Regions from separate parts of the Homo sapiens genome. Here region 2 is linked to region 1. A link is an interaction called in ENCODE POLR2A ChIA-PET data of the cell type or tissue named here. Cell type or tissue: GM12878. All regions are shown on one strand. Region 1 overlaps MYO3B (myosin IIIB). Region 2 overlaps GAD1 (glutamate decarboxylase 1).

Region 1 (4,000 bases):
ACACACACACACACACACACACACACACACTAAACCTATATATATATAATAGGTGTTATTATATATGTATATATATTTTAAAAACCTATATACAAATATATATTATGGCTGAGCATGGTGGCTCATTCCTGTAATCCCAACACTTTGGGAGGCCGAGGCGGGTGGATCACCTGAAGTCAGGAGTTCAAGACTAGCCTGGCCAACATGGTAAAACCCTGTCTCTACTAAAACTACGAAAATTAGCTGGGCATGGTGGCACATGCCTGTAATCTCAGCTACTCGGGAGGCTGAGGCAGGAGAATTGCTTGAACCCGGGAAGCGGAGGTTGCAGTGAGCCAAGATCATGCCACTGCACTCCAGCCTGGGCAACAGAGTGAGACTCTGTCTCAAAAAAATAAAAAATAAATAAAAAATTAAAATATAAATATTATATGTATGTGTGTATGTATATAAAACCTATATATTTATATATAAAAATAATATATAGAATATAATTATATTATATATCTATTATATAGATGTGTGTATATGTATTTAAAATATATAAAATATAGATTTTATATATATACACACACATATATTTTAAAAACCTATATATAAATATATGTTTTATATATATACATCTATATAATAGAGGTGTATTTTATATATATTTTATATAAATGTATGTTTTATATATACATACATCTATATAATAAAGGTGTATTTTATATCTATTATATATAAATATATAGGTTTTATATATACATATATATAACAGATGTTACATATACACTACATATATAAACATATAGGTATTATATATACACATATATAACACCTATTATATATAGGTTTAATATATATACCCACATATGTGTATATGTTGTAACTGAATGTTAACTTTGTAATAAGAACTAAATATATTAGTATACATATACACATATATAGGTTTAATATATACGTATATATGCATATATAGGTGTATATGTGTGTATATATATGCACACATATTTATAGGTTTAACATATTTTATAGGTTTAATATGTGTGTATATATATTAAACCTATAAAACCATATATGTGTATATATGTATATGTATATATATTAAACCTATATATATGTGTGTATGTATATATATTAAACCTATATATATGTGTGTGTGTGTATATATATATATATATAAAATAACACCACACACATATATTTGTTTATTTATAGACAGAGAGGTTTTCAGCATGGTTCCTGGCTCATAACTCCCATAACCCTTATTACAGTCTTTTGTTTATAATGTTTGGTGTGTCAGGCCTCAGGAAACAGAATCCTTCTGCCCTCCTTTCACGGGCCCCAAGGCAAGACTTTAATCTTCCCCTTTCTGATTGTGGGTCATAAGACCCTCCCCAGAGAGGGTCCCATCATATATCACAGGGGGAGGAATGCTGAAGTCATGAAGCTTCAGTGATAACCCAAGAGGTTTGGATTCTGGATAGTTGAACACATGGAGGTTCCTGGAGGGTGGCACACCCAAGCAAGGCATGGAAGCTCTGCACCCTTTCCCCGGTAACTTGCCCTACTCATCTCTTCATCTGTATCCTTTGCAGTATCCTTTATAATGAACTGGTAAAAGTAAGTGTTTCCCTGAGTTCTAAGAGCTGCTCCAGCAAATTAATTGAACTCAAAGAGGGTGTCATGGGAACCCCAACTTGAAGCTGGTCAGTGAGAAGTTTCAAAGGCCCAGACTTGTGACTGGCATTGCGGGGTGGGGAGTGGTTAGTCTTGGGGACTGAGCCCTCAACCAGTGGGATCTGACACTATCTCCAGGTGGACAATGTCCAAATTGATTTGAAGGATGCCCAGTTGGTATCTGCTGCAGAATTAACTGCTTGCTTGTGGTGGGGAAAAACTCACACACATTTGGTCATAGAAGTCTTAGTGTTGATGATTGTTGTAGTGGTGTGAGAGCAAAGGAAAAACATCATTTGAGAGTTTTTCCCACAACAGTGTGTTTGCAGTTTTAAGCCTACAACACATCCTTTAACTCTCGCAAAGTGAACTGAATATCATCAGTTAACATTGTGAAAAGTTCACCTATGAGGACATGGTCCACCATATTCCCTTATTAAGCCCTAAGGTTAGTGCCTACTCACAGGATAGCGTTTAGAGAAATCAGCAGCACAGAAGAACCCAGACATCTCGAGAAAGGCTGAATGTCAAACTTCAATTTTCAATGAGTAAAAGCTTCTGCTTTTTTCTCTGGGTAGACAACAGTGAATAAGGAATAAGAAAACACAAATCCTCCAGGACATCATTAGACTTCTTTTCTTTTCACCTGTAGCTACATAGATGAGAGTCTGATATAAACAGATCTTAATGTGTCATCCAGGTAAGCTAGTACATCTGCAGCAAAGTGAACAGCATCCTCAATACCCTGGAAATTGCTGGGTGCAGTGGCTCGCGCCTGTAACCCCAGGAGGCCAAGGTGGGTGGATCACTTGAGCCCAGTCATTCGAGACCTGCCTTGGCAACTTGGCAAAACCCTAAAATACAAAAATGAGCAGAGTGTGGTCTGGCACATGCCTGTGGTCCTAGCTACTTGGTAGCTGAGGTGAGAGGATCGCTTGAGCCTCAGAGGTCAAGGCTGCAGTGAGCTGTGATTGTGCCACTGCACTCCAGCCTGGGTGACAGAGTGAGATGTTTCAAAAAAAAATTTAAAAATTTTTAAAAAGTAAAGAAGAATATTCCATGAAAATTAACTTACATGGTGTAAGGAACCTGTTAAGACATAATTAGGGAGGATGACAGCTTCAACATTGTGAGTAAAATATATTTCATGCTTGTATGAAGTCTCCACATCTACCTTCTAGGGGCAGGAGTGGCATGGTGGCTTCTCTGGGAGGGTCTTTAACATTGCTCTCCTTGCATACTATCGTTTCCATCAGCTTTTCTTTGTTTAGTTGAGAGGGTGAGTTGCTACCTGCTTCCCAACTGTGTGTGTTGGTGCCTTTTAGGTAGTTTATGTATTAGAGTATTAGGGAGGTGAAACTTTGAATGACTTCTTTTCTCTCTTAATCCTTACATTACGAATGTTATAACCTTGGTGATATGGTTTGGCTGTGTCCTCACCCAAGTCTCATCTTGAATTCCCATGTGTTGTGGGAGGAATGCAATGGGAGGTAATTGAATCATGGGGGCACATCTTTCCCTTGTTGTTGTAGTGATAGTGAATAAGTCTCAGGAGATCTGATGGTTTTAAAAAGGGGAGTTTTCCTGCACAAGTTCTCTCTCTTTTTTTTTTTTTTGAGACAGGGTCTCACTCTGTCACCCAGGCTGGAGTGCAGCGGAGCAATCTCTGCTCACTGCAACCTCTCCCTCCAGATTCAAGTGATTCTCCTGCCTCAGCCTCTCGAGTAGCTGGGATTACAGGTGCGCACCACCATGCCTAACTAATTTTTGTGTTTTTAGTAGAGACGGGGTTTCACCATGTTGGCCAGGCTGGTCTTGAACTCCTGACTTCAGGTGATCTGCCTGCCTTGGCCTCCCAGAGTGCTGGGATTACAGGCATGAGCCACAGTGCCCGGCCCAAGCTCTCTCTTTGCCTGCCGCCATCCACGTAAAATGTGACTTGCTCCTCCTTGCCTTCTGCCATGATTCTGAGGCCTCCCCAGCCATGTGGAACTGTAAGTTCAATTAAACCTCTTTCTTTTGTAAATTGCCCAGTCTCAGGTATGTCTTTATCAGCAATGTGAAAACAAACTAATACACTTGGTTAGTGCAGTAAACAAAAAACTTTCTTAAAATGCCTTTTACAATATCACTGAAAGACTCTAAGAGATGGCTTGATCCAACTTTCTCATTTACAGATCTGTATTTACAGATCTTATTTACAGAGTCTGAGGCAATAGAGGTAAAATCACTTCCCCAAGGTATCTCTAGGAATAGGCAATATCAGTCTTTCCAGAATATTATAGGCTAAAGAGAACTTCTGTGACCACCTCTACTTATTCTTATGGGGCAGGATGGG
Region 2 (4,000 bases), 350 kb after region 1:
AGCAGCATAGGGAGACCCCATCTCTACAAAAACTTTCAAAAAATTAGCCAGGTGTGGTGGCCACATAGCTGCAGTCCTAGCTACTCAGGAGGATGAGGCAGGAGGATCGCTTGAGCCCAGGAGTTTGAAATTACAATGAGCTATGATGGCGCCACTACACTCCAGTCTGGACAACAGCAATACAGTATGACCCTGTCTCAAAAACAAACAAACAAATGAAAAAGAGCCCCTCCGTCTATGCATATGCAATTCCATGCCATAGCTTGGTGAACAGAGAATGTGCTGGGCTTCAGCTCCCACGTGCCCTGTTGGCCATAGGTGTTTATGCCATACACAGCTCAAAGCCCCACTTGGCAACAACTGGCTGGAGCCAGGTGCTTTCTAGCTACACATACCTGTGCGCACATGCACGCACACATACACATACACACTCTCTCACTGGGCCCCATAAGCCTTTGAGTTTGGCAGCAGGGGTGAGGAACCTGCAGCAGGAGCTCCCCTCAGCTCAGAGGTGGAGTCATGATTTTTCTCCCCTTGCGGCTGGCCAGTGTGCTAGCACCCAACCAAACACAACTGCAGCTTTGCCTCTCCTCTGCTTTCCTCTTTGCCTCTAAGAATGTAGAGCTCTGTGACCAGTTACCCACAGGCTTAAACTAGGTCCTCGAAGCTGGGGTGTAGAGCAAGAGGGAGTACACTCGGCTTCATTCTCTGGGACCCCTTCTTACAGGACCCCTTGCTAGCCAGGGAAATTGTCAAGGCACTGACCTCCATGTCATCCACCACCTCTTCATCCTTGGAGAAGCAGTTCCTTCCAGGGCCTCTCAGAGCCAAGGGAGGCCTGGTTCACCTACCTTTCTGAGGATCCCAGTATTTTAGAGAACAAACACCTTCCTAAACAAAGTGAAAGACATGTGACAATATATATTATATGTTTATATTAGCAAATTAATTGTTTTAACATAAATTATAATGCAGTGTAAGTGTGCTATTCATAAAATAATTACAGGATTTAGAGAGGATTCTGATTCCTAGTACATTACTGGAAGTGCAGCCCAAGGAATGGGATGCAGGTTTAAAGCCGTGTCGTAGGGCCGGGCGCAGTGGCTCGCACCTGTAATCCCAGCACTTTGGGAGGCCGAGACAGGTGGATCACCTGAGGTCAGGAGTTTGAGACCAGCCTGACCAACATGGCGAAACCCCCATCTCTACTAAAAATACAAAAATTAGCCAGACGTGGTGGTAGGCACCTGTAATCCCAACTACTTGGGAGGCTGAGGCAAGAGAATCACTTGAACTTGGGAGCTGGAGGTTGTGGTGAGCCGAGATCATGCCACTGCACTCCAGCCTGGGTGACAGAGCAAGACTCCGTCTCAAAAAAAAAAAAAAAAAGCTGTGGCATAACGATCGTTTCTCAGCCTCATGAGCGCATCTCTGGGAGAGCCTGTGTCAAAACCTCAAGCCGAGTTTCTGCTTCCTGCAGCTGCCCAGAGGGAAGGGGCTTCAAGGTGGGGAGACTCAGGGAGTGAGTCAGAAGCCTAAGCAGGCGTCGGGGACAACAGAGTGGAGGTTCAGCTGGGCAGGACCTCACTACATGAGGCCACATGGGTTTGGTCTTTCAAGTCTGGCAAATTCCACAGCTCAATGTTCTGGGATGAGAGGAGCAGTCTCAGAGTTCAGGTGCCATCTGATCCTGCATCCCTCTGGCAAATGAGTGCTGGCTCCTGGCTCTGGACTTTGAGGATTTGGAGGAGGAATTCAGGAAGTAGGCAAAGAGATATGGAAAAGGATACAATCCCATCTTTATACCCAAGTGTGGAGCTCTATTATAGTGTATTTCCCCCCTTCTCATGTCCTTTGGGCTTTAGTGATAAATGTAAAAGGTGCTGGGAGCAACAAAAAGCTTGGTGGCTCTGCTTTCCCCTTCTTCCCTCCAGAAATAGCCCCTGGCTCCCTTGTGTGGGAGGATTCTAATCACCGCAGCCCTCCCATGCATCCCCCCTTCTCCCACCCATCACAGTTGAATTGTAGTCCTGGGAAGCAAAGCTGAATTCTCCAGATTAACTTGCCTTTTTGCACCTCTTGGGACTTTCTTCCAAGTCTGCCTTGTGACACGTGTGACTCCGCAAGTTTCTTGGTATTTACAGAAACAGCTTTGGGGTCACCAAGAAGCTTAGAACCTTTTTCCTCTTTTCAGTGTGCTGCATTTTGGGCTAAGACTGAGGCTGAATTGAAGGAGGAGAAGCCAAAGGAAAGAGCAGACGTGCGGGCCAGGAGCCCCACAGGGGATGGTGGAGATGTGGAGGGAGTGTGCTCCACGCTGGCAGGTTCTCCTGCCCTTTTGGCTTAACCCTCTTTCCCCGTTTGCTGCCGGAGTTTGTCCTGCTCACCTTGGGCAGGAGAACTTTCCACTCACTCCGAGGGGCAGAGGTGAGGCACTGAGAATCCCGCCCTGGGCTCAGATCCCTCCTGTCATCTCTGTGGAGTTCTTGGATGACTAGTTTTATTCCAGCATTTGTCACCATCTGCCAGGCTTGTAGGCTCCTGGAGGGCAGGGGATCTGTCCCACTAGCTTTATCAGTCCCCAATCCTAGATGCTTAGCAAAGTGTTTTTGTACAACAGGTGCTCAATAAGTACTTATAGAATTAAATGGCAACACAGAAGATTGAAGCTTTTTTTTGTCTCACAGTACCTTCATTCAAGGAGAGGGGGTGGTGCAAGAAAAGCTGCATTCAGGTTTGCATTCAGAAAAATACCACTTACGTTCAACCCTGTGAGCATTACCTGGTGCTGGAGGAAAGTGTCTGCCCGAATCCTCTGTGTTGGACCTCACTACTTCTCCTTCTGCCATCCTCACCCCTCCTCCTTCTGCTGTCCTCCCTCTGCTGTCCTCACCCCTCCTCCTTCTGCTGTCCTCCCTCTGCTGTCCTCACCCTCCTCCCTCTGCTGTCCTCACCCTCCTCCCTCTGCTGTCCTCGCCCTCCTCTCTCTGCTGTCCTCACCTCTCCTCTCTCTGCTATCCTCACCCCTCCTCTTTCTGCTGTCCTCACCCCTCCTCTCTCTGCTGTCCTCACCCCTCCCCTTCCCTCTGCTGTCCTCACCCTCCTCCCTCTGCTGTCCTCACCCTCTTCCCTCTGCTGTCATCTTCCTCCCTCTGCTGTCCTCATCCCCTTCCCTCTGCTGTCCTCACCCTCCTCCCTCTGCTGTCCCCACCCTCCTCCCTCTGCTGTCCTCACCCCTCCTCTTCCCTCCGCGGTCCTCGCTGTCCTCCCTCTGCTGTCCTTGATCTCCTCCCTCTGCTGTCCTTGATCTCCTCCCTCTGCTGTCCTTGCTCTCCTCCCTCTGCTGTCCTCACCCTCCTACCTCTGCTGTCCTCACCGTCCTCCTCTGCTGTCCTCACCCCTCCTCTTCCCTCTGTTGTCCTTGCCCTCCTCCCTCTGCTGTCCTCACCCTCCTCCCTCTGCTGTCCTCACCCTCCTCCCCTGTTGTCCTCACCCTCCTCCTCTGTTGTCCACACCCTTCTCCCTCTGCTGTCCTCACCCTCCTCCCTCTGCTGTCCTCGCCCTCCTACCTCTGCTGTCCTCACCCTCCTCCCTCTGCTGTCCTCACCCCTCCTCTTCCCTCTGCCGTCCTCACCTCTCCTCCCTCTGCTGTCCTCGCCTTCCTCCCTCTGCGGTCCTTGCTCTCCTCCCTCTGTGGTCCTCACTCTCCTTCCTCTGCTGTCCTCACCCCTCCTCATCTCTCTGCTGTCCTCACCTCTCCTCCCTCTGCTATCCTCATCTTCCTCCCTCAGCTGTCCTCACCTCTCCTCCTCCCTCTGCTGTCCTCACCCTCCTCCCTCAGCTGTCCTCACCTCTCCTCCTACCTCTGCTGTTCTCTCCCCTCCTCCTTCTGCTTATACAGCCCATAAACAGTGCTGGCAGCATCTTCTCTGATTGTGTCTCCTCCTTTAAAGCCCTATCCTGGGGCTGGTCACTGGAGTGGAAGCTGTCCAACTTACTT

Evidence for each region. ChIA-PET counts read pairs that join two places held together with the same protein. Peaks named below come from ENCODE experiments on the same cell type or tissue, not always from the same donor. Only the 100,000 strongest peaks of a DNase experiment are listed, where the experiment ranks them.
Region 2: POLR2A ChIA-PET joins it to region 1 with 6 read pairs; 2 of 35 experiments call an interaction of 5 or more read pairs at or near these places.

The regions. Positions count from the first base shown.
Region 1 is chr2:170,478,896-170,482,895 of GRCh38, forward strand. The region is part of intron 25 of MYO3B (myosin IIIB); the gene reads left to right. Among named protein-coding and RNA genes, the nearest start is that of MYO3B-AS1, 130 kb to the left of the region's middle. In GM12878, no CTCF peak of the experiment used is centred here; a DNase peak (open chromatin) is centred at 2,496.
Region 2 is chr2:170,825,196-170,829,195 of GRCh38, forward strand. The region is part of intron 3 of GAD1 (glutamate decarboxylase 1); the gene reads left to right. Among named protein-coding and RNA genes, the nearest start is that of GAD1-AS1, 8.5 kb to the left of the region's middle. In GM12878, no CTCF peak of the experiment used is centred here; no DNase peak of the experiment used is centred here.